Linked DNA regions of Homo sapiens: all the other regions are linked to region 3. Evidence: chromatin contacts called from ENCODE Hi-C data. All regions are on one chromosome and are shown on one strand. Each heading gives the region's core, a stretch centred on a gene start or an enhancer-like site at or near the end of the contact. The rest is flanking DNA. Distances are from core to core; before and after follow the strand shown. Region 1 holds the start of GPR150 (G protein-coupled receptor 150). Region 2 overlaps LOC124901029 (a long non-coding RNA gene). Region 3 overlaps MCTP1 (multiple C2 and transmembrane domain containing 1). Region 4 holds the start of GLRX (glutaredoxin).

The links. Hi-C counts contacts between places; a loop is a spot of excess contacts on that map. Pooled maps may share reads with other maps.
Region 1: a loop to region 3 is called in a map of GM12878, with 2.8 times the contacts of the local background. The contact joins the promoter of GPR150 here to the enhancer-like site in region 3. A Hi-C loop is called at or near these places in 1 of 168 maps with a recorded cell type or tissue (GM12878), 3 of 37 single-sample maps with no recorded cell type and 5 of 50 pooled maps.
Region 2: a loop to region 3 is called in a map with no recorded cell type, with 2.4 times the contacts of the local background. The contact joins two enhancer-like sites. A Hi-C loop is called at or near these places in 3 of 37 single-sample maps with no recorded cell type and 2 of 50 pooled maps.
Region 4: a pooled map shows a loop between it and region 3 (3-fold over the local background). The contact joins the promoter of GLRX here to the enhancer-like site in region 3. A Hi-C loop is called at or near these places in 2 of 37 single-sample maps with no recorded cell type and 6 of 50 pooled maps.

What each region holds. Positions count from the first base shown.
Region 1 is chr5:95,618,555-95,621,352 of GRCh38, reverse strand. GPR150 (G protein-coupled receptor 150) reads right to left here and starts at 1,266. Exons shown (of 1, transcript NM_199243.3): 1 at 1-1,266. The coding sequence starts at 1,077. RefSeq lists silencers at 1-365, 74-368, 386-435, 526-925 and an enhancer at 1,095-1,710.
Region 2 is chr5:95,841,468-95,844,594 of GRCh38, reverse strand. The region is part of intron 1 of LOC124901029 (a long non-coding RNA gene); the gene reads left to right. All of the region lies in intron 2 of LOC102724720 (a long non-coding RNA gene), which reads right to left. Among named protein-coding and RNA genes, the nearest start is that of LINC01554, 9.2 kb to the left of the region's middle. RefSeq lists enhancers at 1,375-1,484, 1,495-1,614. Within about 2 kb of position 1,339, at least 24 of the 41 ENCODE cell types and tissues checked have a DNase peak (open chromatin) inside an H3K27ac peak, as active enhancers do.
Region 3 is chr5:95,068,591-95,071,417 of GRCh38, reverse strand. The region is part of intron 1 of MCTP1 (multiple C2 and transmembrane domain containing 1); the gene reads left to right. Among named protein-coding and RNA genes, the nearest start is that of MCTP1-AS1, 91 kb to the right of the region's middle. RefSeq lists an enhancer at 1,160-1,209. Within about 2 kb of position 1,362, at least 2 of the 41 ENCODE cell types and tissues checked have a DNase peak (open chromatin) inside an H3K27ac peak, as active enhancers do.
Region 4 is chr5:95,821,042-95,824,182 of GRCh38, reverse strand. It overlaps GLRX (glutaredoxin), which reads left to right and starts at 1,457. Exons shown (of 3, transcript NM_001118890.2): 1 at 1,457-1,727. The coding sequence starts at 1,521. RefSeq lists enhancers at 209-709, 940-1,029, 2,946-3,085.

The sequences.
Region 1 (2,798 bases), core at 17-2,516, 550 kb before region 3:
GTCGCCCGCCTGGAAGAAGAGGTAGACGAAGGGATTGAGAGCGCTGTTGGCCATCGCCACCACGCGCAGCGCCGCCGACAGGCCCTCTCCCTCCCAGTCTCCCGCGGGCCCGGACGACCACGCGGCCGCCAGCCGGGCGGCAAAGTAGGGCAGCTCGCAGCCCACGAACAGCAGCGCCAGCAGCAGGCTCATCTTCAGGCTCTGCACCTTGGCGCGGGGCAGCGCGCTGGGCGCAGGGGCTCGACCTGGGCTCGCCGACCAGGGCGCTGCAGCCGCGGGGGCCTGCGGCCGGTGCCGCCACCAGACGGAGAGTAGGTGGCCGCAAGCGACGCCCAGGACCGTAACAGGCGCGACGAAGCCCGCGACGGCCTCGTAGAACGCGTAGACCTGCAGGTGCCAGCGCGGCAGGGGCGCGAAGATCCCGTGGCAGCGACGCTCCCCCGGCCAGGCGCGGGCGGCCGGGGGCGCGCCTGGCTGCAGGGACGTTGGCGGCGGCGGCGGCGGCAGCGGCGAGGGGGAGTCCCCGCGCACCACGAAGGCCGGGGGCAGCGCCAGCAGCAGTGCCAGCAGCCAGCCCAGGGCGGCGAGGGCACGCGCGGGCAGCGGCCGGCCGTGCGGAAGACGCACCGCGCGCCGGCGCTCGAGGGCGATGAGCACCACGAGGTGGGCCGAGGCGCCCCGCCCGGATGCCTGCAGCAGCTGCAGGAAGCGGCACGCCAGGTCCCCCGTGGCCGCGCGGGGCTCGCCCAGCAGTTCCCAGGCCAGCTGTGACAGCGCCGTGCCCCCGCACGCGTACAGGTCCGCCAGGGCCAGCTGCACCAGCAGGAAGTCCATCTTGCGACGCTTGGGGCCCGCCCAGGGCCCGCCGCCGCCGCACAGGCGGCACAGCACTGTGGTGTTGCCTGCCACCGCCACCACCAGGATGACCCCCAGGAACACCAGGCGGACGCGGCGGCTGGGCGGCCCAGAGGCAGGGGCTCCTTGCCCCAAGGTCAGGTTGAGACCCCAGCCCAGCAAGATGGGCACGGAAATGTTGGGCGCCGGCGGCAGAATTGAGGGGCTAAAGAGATCCTCCATCCTTGTCCCGGAGGAAGAGGAGGCACCGAAGAGGGCGGGCAGGACGCGGGAAACCAAAGTGGAGGCGAGGCGGCGCGGGGAGCGACGCTGGGTCTATACGAGTTCCCAAAGTTAGTTGAAAAGGCACACGCACAGAGAGGGAGATGGATTCGGGCGGCTTTGCGCTTAGTTGTTTTTGTCGATTGTCCTCGTGATTTGTCACTCAAATGTGGGTTGTACACTCGAGGAACACACATGATTCCTATTCTCCACCTTCCCCGCGTCTTCCCTCCCATTCCCGGCGGGTACTCTTCCAATCTCTGCAGCGGCCCCCGACGCTACCCTCGCGGAAGCCGCGGACCCCTGGGCGCTGAGAACCTCATCCATTCTCTATTTACGTGTAAAGCACAGCAGGACAGAATGTCGCTTTGCTTGGCCATTGTATACGGCCAGTGTTATGCCAGCACCCACACAAGAGAGGACCTCTTGACTGAGATTGTACCACACGCCCCCACCACCCCAATGTGATTGCCAGTAGGAAAAAAATAGAAAAGACATTAGTTTTTATTTTAAAGGTTTGAAATGCCATGGATCTGCACGAGCATGAGAAAAACAGGAACACAAGAAACCTAACAGCGTTTTGAGCAAAGAGGAGACCTATTAGCTGAATTTTGATCAAGATGTGTCTTCTCTGTCCAAGAATGAAAGTATTTTAATTAGAGGGTACTAAAGTCAATGATGTTGCTTTTAGGAGTGGCAGTGTTGCAGATCGTTCCAAATACTAGGAGCAGTGGGTCACAGCTGCTTTCTTGGTGATGTAAAATTCATTTCATTAGTCTGAAGAGGGCATTAATAGGTTTTATGCAAATGGTAGTGCATTTATTGCTTTTCTCCTAATATTTTCATCCAGTGAAGGATGCGTCATCACACTCCTCATTCTCTTGATTCTGTTTTCCAGCAGATGGGAAGTTGCTAGGAGGGGCTACGCCTCCAATAAGCCTAGAGAAAAGGTGACTAAGAAAGTGATAAGGCGGCCAATTTTTTTAAAAAAGAAATCCAAGTCACAGGAAATGGTTTAGATTAAATGTTGCTGCTTTCATTTTAGCCTTGTCTCCTCACAAACACATTTTAGTTTCCCTGTTGGAAGCATCCATTTGTCTTTTTATGCACCCTCCACGTTAATCATGGTGAAAGTAGAATTTCCTGTACTTCCTGGCCTGGGGGCCAGGGAGGTATGAGTGTTGTCTAGGGTTCACATTCCCAATCTGAGGAAACATTTGGAACTTTAAGATTCATGGCCTAGGAAGATTTGGTGGGTTCCATGATAGTCCTGCCAGCTGCTGTAGGAATCCCATTTCCCAAGCTGTTGTCCTTTGGCCAGAAACCTTGGTTATTTTCATCATCATCTCTGTGGTGCCTCGCTCTGGTCTGACAGGTTGTAGTTATCAGTGGGTATGTGTTGAGTTGATGAATTAGTGGATATACGATGCTTTTCAGATACCTTCGAGCATAAATGCCTGCCTTGACTATAAATCCATCACCTAAGAAAAAATTCCTTTTATACTATGCCAGTATTGTCCAGAGGAGCCCAAGGAAGCTCTGTGGAGACATAGGAATAAGTGTTCCTGGTGGGACATTTAAGAAAGCTAGAGTGATAGCCTTGGAAAATCTAAAATCCTGGTTTGATTTTCATACTCTCCCTTTAGAACTTTTTATCCAAGGCCTTTTTCTATGCACACACA
Region 2 (3,127 bases), core at 90-2,589, 770 kb before region 3:
CAACGGGAAAATGCAGGGCTAGCTCACGCTCAGCTGGAGAAGGAGGAGCTCAAATGGTGTCAGGAGGAATCCATCTCTCCCTCTCGTTTCTGCTTTATCCTGTTGTCTTCATCCTCACTCAGGCTTTCTTGGAGAGAAGGCAAAACCCCAACAATTGCAGATATACAAACTCCAAGTCTCTGGCCCAGGGGCTCCAGGTATTGAGTTGCATCTCATTGGCTCAAATTGCCTCCCATACCGCTTCTTGGATATATTGCCTTGATCGCATGCCTAACCCTGGCACTAGGATTTGAGAATTTACCAGAGGTTACCTCCTGGTAGAACTGAGTCTTAAAAGAAGAACCTAAGCCAAGGGCTAAAAGTAGTGGAGGGGTGGCTCCCCAAGAAGAAAAGATAGATTCTGTTTCAGGAAGAAGGGATATTGAGCAGGTCAAACCACAGCGGTGTACTCCCTTCACCTGCTCAGCCCTGTGCCTCTCTGTGCTAATGGATAAGGCACACCTGATACCTTTGGAAGGCTCTAGAGTAGCTAAATCATAGATACTATTAGCCAAGCTAGCCTGCCCATTCAGTTGTGTTCATTGAACAAACATTTATTTATAGTAAGCTGCAAACTTAAACTGAGCCCATGCAGGGAGGTTTATTGGGTAAATCAACTTCCCAGAACTACTGCGTCAGGAATTGCCACAGGCTTCTTGTTGGCCAAGCCCCTGGGGCCACACTTCGAGTCTTGGCTGACTGTCAGCTACTATTTTTTTTTTTTTTTTTTTTTTTTTTTTTTGCCTTTCTGCAAGCCCCAGGTTCCAGGTTTTTTTTTTTTCTTTTTGCCTCTGGTTCCTAGGTGTTTTCTCTTCTCCTAACTTTGGCTAGGCACAGGACACATCTTTCCAGCTACTTCTGACACTCTCGAAAACAAGAAACAAGATTTTTTTCTTCATCAGGACTGGAGATTTACTGGGGACAGGGAAATCTTCGAGGATTCAGAAGACCTCCTGCTTCCTTAGGGTCATTATTCCTGATCATCACCCTTTTCCAGTTCTCAACCTTCATGGCATTTCTGCCTCCTCTTCTGTGGCTGAAGTGGGACTCACAAGCTCTCTCACTCCTGTGCACTGGCAGTGCCAGCTACCACTTACTAAGCACCTACTCTAGGCCAGGCCCTGTGGAAAACACATTATCAGTATATCATCTCAAATGCTCCTCCCCTCTCCTCTGCGGTGAGTCCTGTGACCCTCACCAAAGAGGAAACTGGAGGCCGGAGAGATTAAGTCACTTGCTTGCATTCTGTGGCCAGTGAGTGGCAGCCGAGGAACTGGGACTGGGTCTGCCTGGGACTGAAACCACGCTCTTCACCACCACACTGTAGTGCCTTCTGTGGGCCTCTACTTCAGGAAGCCCTTTTCCAACACGTGAGCCTGAAATCACAGAATGGTGAGAACAAACGAGGGTGCCTGGAACACTGCTCAGGAGCCCCCAAAGACTCAGGAAAGCCATTGGCACGCCTCATGACCACAAGGCTGAGTGATTTCAATCTCTATGTCTGACAACGCACCACCCCGCAACGGCATGCACGGAAGATTTATAATGGGTTTTCTTCATGTATCACCCCTGCTGGTATCAAACCAGAACCACCTCTATTTTATGTAGTGTTTCTCAACCATATTTTACTCATGTGCCCTTCTGATATGTGCAAAATTCTTACTATCACCATCCCAAATGCTGGGGTGGTCCCCAGGGATTTCTTTCCTCCCACTGTGATTTTTGCATTACTCCATCTCACCTACCAGTTCCTGTAGTTTGAATTACAAAATTCCCCTCCTTTATTTTCCACATATAAAATGTTTATGTAATATTAAATATCAGAATACATCTAGACATATTTAAAATATTAACGCCCCAGATCGCGTTGGCCCCAACCAATCAGAACTGCTGCTGGTCCTTGCCGCATGCTGCTGAACTGCAGCCTAGCATTAGCCCTGTGTATACTTCCAGGAGTCCTACAATACTTCCTGGGGGCACCTCTCCCACCACCACAACTGGGAATCCTGAGCTTGGATCTAGTGTTTCTGCTAATGTTGCTATAGAATTCAACTAGGTGAGGAAGAAACAAAAATGGAGATTGCATCATTCTCTTTCTCCTTTCTTTTATGGAAACCTTCCTCCCAACCAATTGCTTCATCATGTTGGGGTTGGCCTTGCTCTCAGTACAAGGGATGGAATAATCCAAGAGGAGTAACAACAGCCAGGTGTGTCACTGTGTGTCAGAATAATGCCCCATGTGCATTAAGTTGCTATCAAGGGGCATCACCCTTTCCTCATCTCAAACTCCGACTATGAGGATATCCAGCTGGTGTCTATATGGCAGCCACCCACTTGTTCCTCCTGAGGGAATTGCCTTTGGGTTTTCAGATCATGAGGAAATGAGGCAACTAGTTTCATAATTCCTGAATGTTGACCCAGTCCTGGAAGAAGTCAACGCCCAACTGGAACATTACTGCTCTTGCCTGTGTCAGAAGAGGAACAGGATGACATGGCAGGAATCTTAAAGTGCCTCCAACACCGCCTGTGAATCAGTACTCACAGGTCAGAGCCTTCAGGGTGATGTTGAAAGGCAGGAATACTGCTCAGCCCAGCAAAATAGCAGGGCCTAAAAAAGACGGGGCCAGAGTTGGGGGGAAGGAAAAAACAAATTAAGTGCATGTCGGACACCATCTGCTGATTCCCAAAACTAATAGGAAGGTCTTTGCAAGGATTGCCATTCTCTACTGGAAGATTCAGAGGAGAAAAAAAAAACTGTGCAACAAATGCTATATTTTTGTTCACAAACATAAGGTATATTCAATTCAATCCAATTTTATGGAGAGCCTCTGGGTCAGACTGCAGGGCATGTAAAGGTGCATTCTCTTCATCTCTCCACTAATGCACATAAGGGGAGCTTAGTCCAGAAATTTCTGGGATTCAGAGGAGGGAAAAAAACTGAAATATCAACCCTTGAGATATTTTTAGTATCACCTCAAATCTCCAATGCCTTGGCTGGGGAAACCCCAAAGTTCCCCAATATTAGCAATTCCCCAGGATTTCAACTCTCTGGGTCCTCTGACCTCAAGCTCCTGAGTACCCCCCAGGT
Region 3 (2,827 bases), core at 113-2,612:
AGTTACTTTTTGTTTCCCCGCTGTTTGAAAGTTTGTGAGGATTAGAGAAAATGTATGTAAAGTACCCAGCACAGCATCTGGCAGCACCAAAATTCTCCAGAAGATTCTGATCCAGCCTGTCTCCTAATCAGTGACTACGAAGCCAGCGGGTACCTCAGACAGACGCTCTTGGGCTGCACGTGCTGCCTCAGGCTCCGGATCTGGTGTCATAGGTATGCCCAGGTTAGCTGAGGATCCCTGTGGCTACAGCCTTCCTGGTTAGCCTTCACAGTTAGCCTTCACAAGTATGCTCTGTATGTGAATTGCTGCTCAGATGTGCTTTGTTCAACATTTCTCTCCAGGGATGAACACCCTTCCTCTCGCTTCCCCTTTGTTCCAGTCCATTTGGCTTGGCTCTGATTTCCTGCCTCCTCATCTTGGGAACAGGTTCATCCCATGGTACCCTAATCCCACGGAACTTCCCTTGAACCAATACATTGCCACCTCCCCACTGAGAGATGCCAGACTCTTCTCCCAACTCTCCCAACCACCTTAACCAAGTCAGCCCCTCCCACATAGTCCCTAGTTAAGATCAGAATGAGCTTTATCTGCTTCTTAAACTTTGTTGTTCCTACCTCTGCAATCCCTCTTAGGCTATGGAACTACTGCGGGATGAATTCACCAAGCCGCAGCTGGGACTGCCTTTGTACTCCTCTCTCTAGACAGTCTGCCCCAGTCTCACACATGGCCAAAGTCTGGTAGGTAGTTGCTGAGTTCCTGAGTGTTGCTCTCTGGGCCAAGGCAGTACAGGGCAACTTCCCAAGGCAGAGCAGACAGGAGTAGTGCTTGGATTTGGATCAGACCACACTGGGCTTTGCTGAGAGGAACTGGGCCAGCATACAGAATGGTTTTTAATGGACTGGGTTTGAAACAGTTCTCAGAGTGTTGAGAGCAATTATGAAGGAATCAGAGTGGCTGTGGAAGCTGAGAGGTTTGGAGGTCCCTAAAGGTATCCCCCAATCTGTACTGCAGAATTGGAACCCCGTTGACAAGAAGAGAACTAGAGGAGGCTGGAGCAGGTGTTGCACTCAAGTGCAAGGTGTTGCACTCAGCAGTGCTGAGGCTGCAGAAAGCAGGGACACTGCCAGCAGCAACACTGCAGCTCCTGCTCCTTCCTCAGAGGGTGAGAGGCAAGCTGGGCTCAGGGTAGCCTGACTGCAGATGTGGCCTGGGACTTTGGCCTAGTAGGCCTTCCATGGACCTGGTGCTGATAGATGGGTAAGGAGAGAACCTAGATAACAACACAACAGAGTGCCTTGACAAGGGCGGGAAAATTCCAGACTCCACCACAAACAGGAAGATAGTTCTTCCCCTATTGTGGTTTCTAAAGTTTGTAATTTCCAAGCTGCTGGCAGCACTTACAGAAAGGGAGGGTCGGCCGGGCACGATGGCTCTCGCTTGTAATCCCAGCACTTTGGGAGGCTGAGGTGGGTGGATCACAAGGTCAGGAGATCAAGACCATCCTGGCTAACACGGTGAAACCCCATCTCTACTAAAAATAAAAATAAAAAAAATAGCCGGGCGTGGTAGTGGGTGCCTGTAGTCCCAGCTACTCAGGAGGCTGAGGCAGGAGAATAGCTTGAACCCGGGAGGCAGAGCTTGCAGTGAGCAGAGATTGCACCACTGCACTCCAGCCTGGGCGACAAAGCAAGACTTTGTCTCAAAAAAAAAAAAAAAAGGGCAGAAGGGTCATTTGTTTTTGTGTCTGAAGCACCCCAACTTGACATCCCTGTGAGCCTAAGGACAAGGAGCTCAAAGAAGAGTGTGCTCTGAGAACGGGTGCCTTCGTTATACTTGTATGCTTTCTATTTTCACACACATACATAGACAAGCATATCAGATTCTGCACCCTTGCGGGTAAGTCACCTGGCCTGTGTCATCAAAATGTAGCATATTTCTGTACACTGTATGTTATTCTGAAAAAAAAAAAAAATGCTATGCTCCCAAAGGCTGGGTTGACAAAGGAAAGGTGCTTGTAAGCAGTTACTTTATTATGTTTGAATTACTTTATTATGTTTGATACAATAAACTTGGCTTCTGTCATGAAAGACCCCAATGAAAACTGTCATCTGCAAAGTTAGGAGTACGTACAAATGTTTATGCTATGTAGATAGTTTATGGTCAATTTCACTCATCACTGTTTCCACTCCCTGACTTACCAATAATTTGACAGTCCTTGCAGCTGCATTGTAACTCACCATCACCCCACCCTTTGTTTCTGAGCAGTCATAGTGGGTGAGGAGAAAAATAGGGCACATTTGAGAGAAAATATGTGGCTCTACAAAAGACAAGCACATTTCTTTGGCTGTCATAATTAGCTATAAAAATTAAGATTGAGAACATCTGTTTTAATTACGTATGTAGCACAGGCTGTTCTGTTGTTTCACAGCTTCTCTCAGGAAAGGAAAAAAAAAAAAAAAAAGATACCTGCTCACAATCTTCCCCTGGAACTAAGCCTAATTCGCTTTTAGCTATAAAAAACTACTATTGATATTAAATAATGTCCCTAGGTACAATATTACGTAAAATTTTTATAATTTCTTTGGCAGACCCTGTATGGTAAGATTGGAAAGGACAGACTAAATGCAGTAAACGTAAGTTTCAAAGTGGAAATGACTGACAAAGTGTGTTAGCTCGGTGTTTAATTAGGCATAAAAGCTTTATTTTTTGACCGAATTGTGAAAACCATAGTAATGCAAACCGACATGGAGAAAGCTACTGGGAACAGCAAAGGAAATGGAAGTGAACTAAGTAGAAAACAGATCCCGGCCAATCAGGTCCTTGACAG
Region 4 (3,141 bases), core at 208-2,707, 750 kb before region 3:
GAGGAGGCTCAGACTCTGTGGCAGAGCCTACTTTGGAGGGAAGTGGGAAGTGGGAAGTCCGGAGCCCTGACCACGTGAGGGGCCTCCCAGCCCTGCCACATCCTTTTCTCTGGACAGAGCTGTCACTTAGCTCCCCCTCCGTGACTCAGAATCTGGCTTTCTCATTTTGCCATTTTAATTCTAGTAACGATGAGAGTCACAGTAAAAAGCTGCTTCTGGGAGTGGATTTTCTTCCCTTCCCTTGATCGCAGTATGCTTGGGATTCCTCTTACGTGGCAGTCGTGGTGTCCAGCTCTGGCCTTGGCCCCGCCTCTTTGAAGATACTCTGGTTTCACCATAAAACTTCCTGGGGAAAGGATGATTCACGTTTAAAGGACATAGTTTTTCCTTGATTTGTTTATTTAAGCTACCATACACTAGAGGGGGCCGGAACTAGACCCAGGAGTAGAGGACTTTGCTTTGCGGGATAAGGAGAATGGGCACCCTGGGGAAGAGCGAAAGATTTCCTACTGTTACAACCCGTGTCTTATAACACTTGAAGTGAATGTGGTGTCTGAGTTACAACACTACTTCCCCTCACAAACAGTTAAAAGCAGAGGGTCACAAACATAGGCTCAACCAGAAAAAAAGATTCTCATTTCATCTGTAGTTTTGTATCAAGGATTGTGTTGGAATTTGCCTCCATATTAAACTGCTGTTCAAGGGTTACCAACTCAAATGGTTATGGGGTGAAGCCGGTGTCTCAGGCATGGGCCTGTCGTTGGGACCTGTGGCAAACCAAAGCCACTACTTGCCCTATACAAAGGGGGCAACAGCTGTCAGCCCCAGCAGCTTCCACTAAAAGGTGCAAGCTCTGTATTGCCCGACCTGACTTTTCAGAGAGAAGTTTTAAGTCCGAATTGTTTTGTGAGACCTCCAGATTTTTAAATACTGAGAATGAATTCCATTAAAAAGATCACAACAACAAACACCCACCATACAGTCCAAGCAAAATGCTGTGAGAGCAACCTTCATGAGGAGTGCAAAGTCACAGTTTCAATTTCACTTCTTCTAAAGAGATTTCCAAGTGTTCTGTTTCTTAAGTGATTCTGTTTGCATTTTAAAATACAACTGTATCTCCTAGAGGGAAAACAAGAATTTGCTCTAAGAAGTCACTGCCTCCTCAGCCCCTTTGTGAGTAAGCACTTTATGCTTCCCCAGAGGTGACTAAACTCTGATCATTGCCAATGGGCAGGCACTCCCCAAATGTCCAAGGACAACAAAGATACCCAGAGTGTCTTTCATAGCTACCAATGATTAAATAGCAAGTATTGCATTCCTGGGCATTGCTAACTAGTGAAGTATACCAGATGGAAATGTCTTCGAAGCTGTCCCTTTAAAACTCGAGCAAGCTACCAGGCAAACTCCGCCTCCAGGGAGGTTCCTTATTAAATAGGAGCCAACTGGCTGGGTCGGGGCTCAATACCCCAAGCAATACCTGCAACTGAGGATTCTTCCCGGGGAGACCGCAGCCCATCGGCATGGCTCAAGAGTTTGTGAACTGCAAAATCCAGCCTGGGAAGGTGGTTGTGTTCATCAAGCCCACCTGCCCGTACTGCAGGAGGGCCCAAGAGATCCTCAGTCAATTGCCCATCAAACAAGGGCTTCTGGAATTTGTCGATATCACAGCCACCAACCACACTAACGAGATTCAAGATTATTTGCAACAGCTCACGGGAGCAAGAACGGTGAGTTTCATTTTAAACGGCTAGGGAAAGGCTCCCGGATTGCCTTTTCTTGTCAGAGCTGTGCCTTTCTTTAGGATAAGGCTGCGGCTCCGTACTTCAAGGCGTCCAGAGGGCTGTGCGGGGCGGGGGGTGTGGGGGAGGGCGCCTTAGAGAGGATCTCGGTCACTTGAATGAGCGGCGGCACTGCAGCCAAAGGTCTTCACGGGGCAGAAGAGGGAGTACAGCTGATGTCTGCTGTGCGGCAGGGTAAGTGGGACCAGCAGCTTGCCGGTGAGTCCCTGGGGAATTATCTAGAGTCTTTGTTTTAAGCACTGCCAGGAAATGACAGTTTTCAGTTGGCAGGGCTGGAGGTGGAAGCTGGGGTGGAGGGCCGGGTGTGATGTGTTTGTTATTTAACATGAGATTCATGTTCTTCATTCTTTTCTCTAGGCTTTCTTTTTCTAATTTGCTCATTCTTCCTTATCTAATTCCTCCCACTGGAAAAATCTAATGTACCGTTATCTGCCCCTTGTTCTAAATTAATTATGGATGTTTCCAGGCCCCACATTGTAGGGAATCATAGCCTGGAGTTCTGGCCTGGCTCTTATAATGGCTGGCTGTGTGATCCTGGGCAAGTCACCACCCCAGTAGTCCTCAAAGATCCCAGCTGCAAGACCAGATTAGGTGACCTCAGAGTCCCATTTGCTACGAATAGACTGTGGGACCCTCTAAAAATTGCTCTCCTCCATCCGAAAGACTTCCCTCTCTTCAGCATCCTTGGCTTTGCGTCCTGGGCTTCAGGAGGGATGCCAGCCACATCACCTGTATCAGTTCTGCTGTGAGGTGGGATGAGAAATGTCCCACCAGCTCAGCTAAGTTCTCTTTTACGATGCACGAATTCTACAGCACAGTGTTAGGCCAAGCACATATCCTATTTCAGTTTTAGTTTGACTTACAAGGTTGTCTCTGGGTTCTGAGTATAAAGCATTGGAGGTTGTTTCTCTCCCCTTCTCTCTAATAAGAAGTCAGCATTTTGGTGCAGAAAGGGGGCTTAGTGTGTTATCCTACTGCTGTGTGCTGAGGTCCTGGAGTATACACAATGACGAGAGAAGCTCTTGCTGCCTAGTGGGACCACCAGCTGCATAGGATGCCCAGGCCCTGAGAGGTGTAAAGGGCAGTGCAAACACTACTACGGGCCCCACTGTGGCTGCCACCCTGAGGACCTTTTAGCCATTGGTTCCCAAACTTTGCTGCACATTAGGATCACCTAGAGAGCTTTTAAAACAATCCTTATGCCCAAATTATGCCCCTCAATAACTAAATCACAATGTCAGAGGTGGGAGCCAAGCATTAGTTTTGTTTGTTCGTTTGTTTTGAGACAGTTTCATTCTTGTCACCCAGGCTGGAGTGCAATGGTGCAATCTTGGCTCACTGC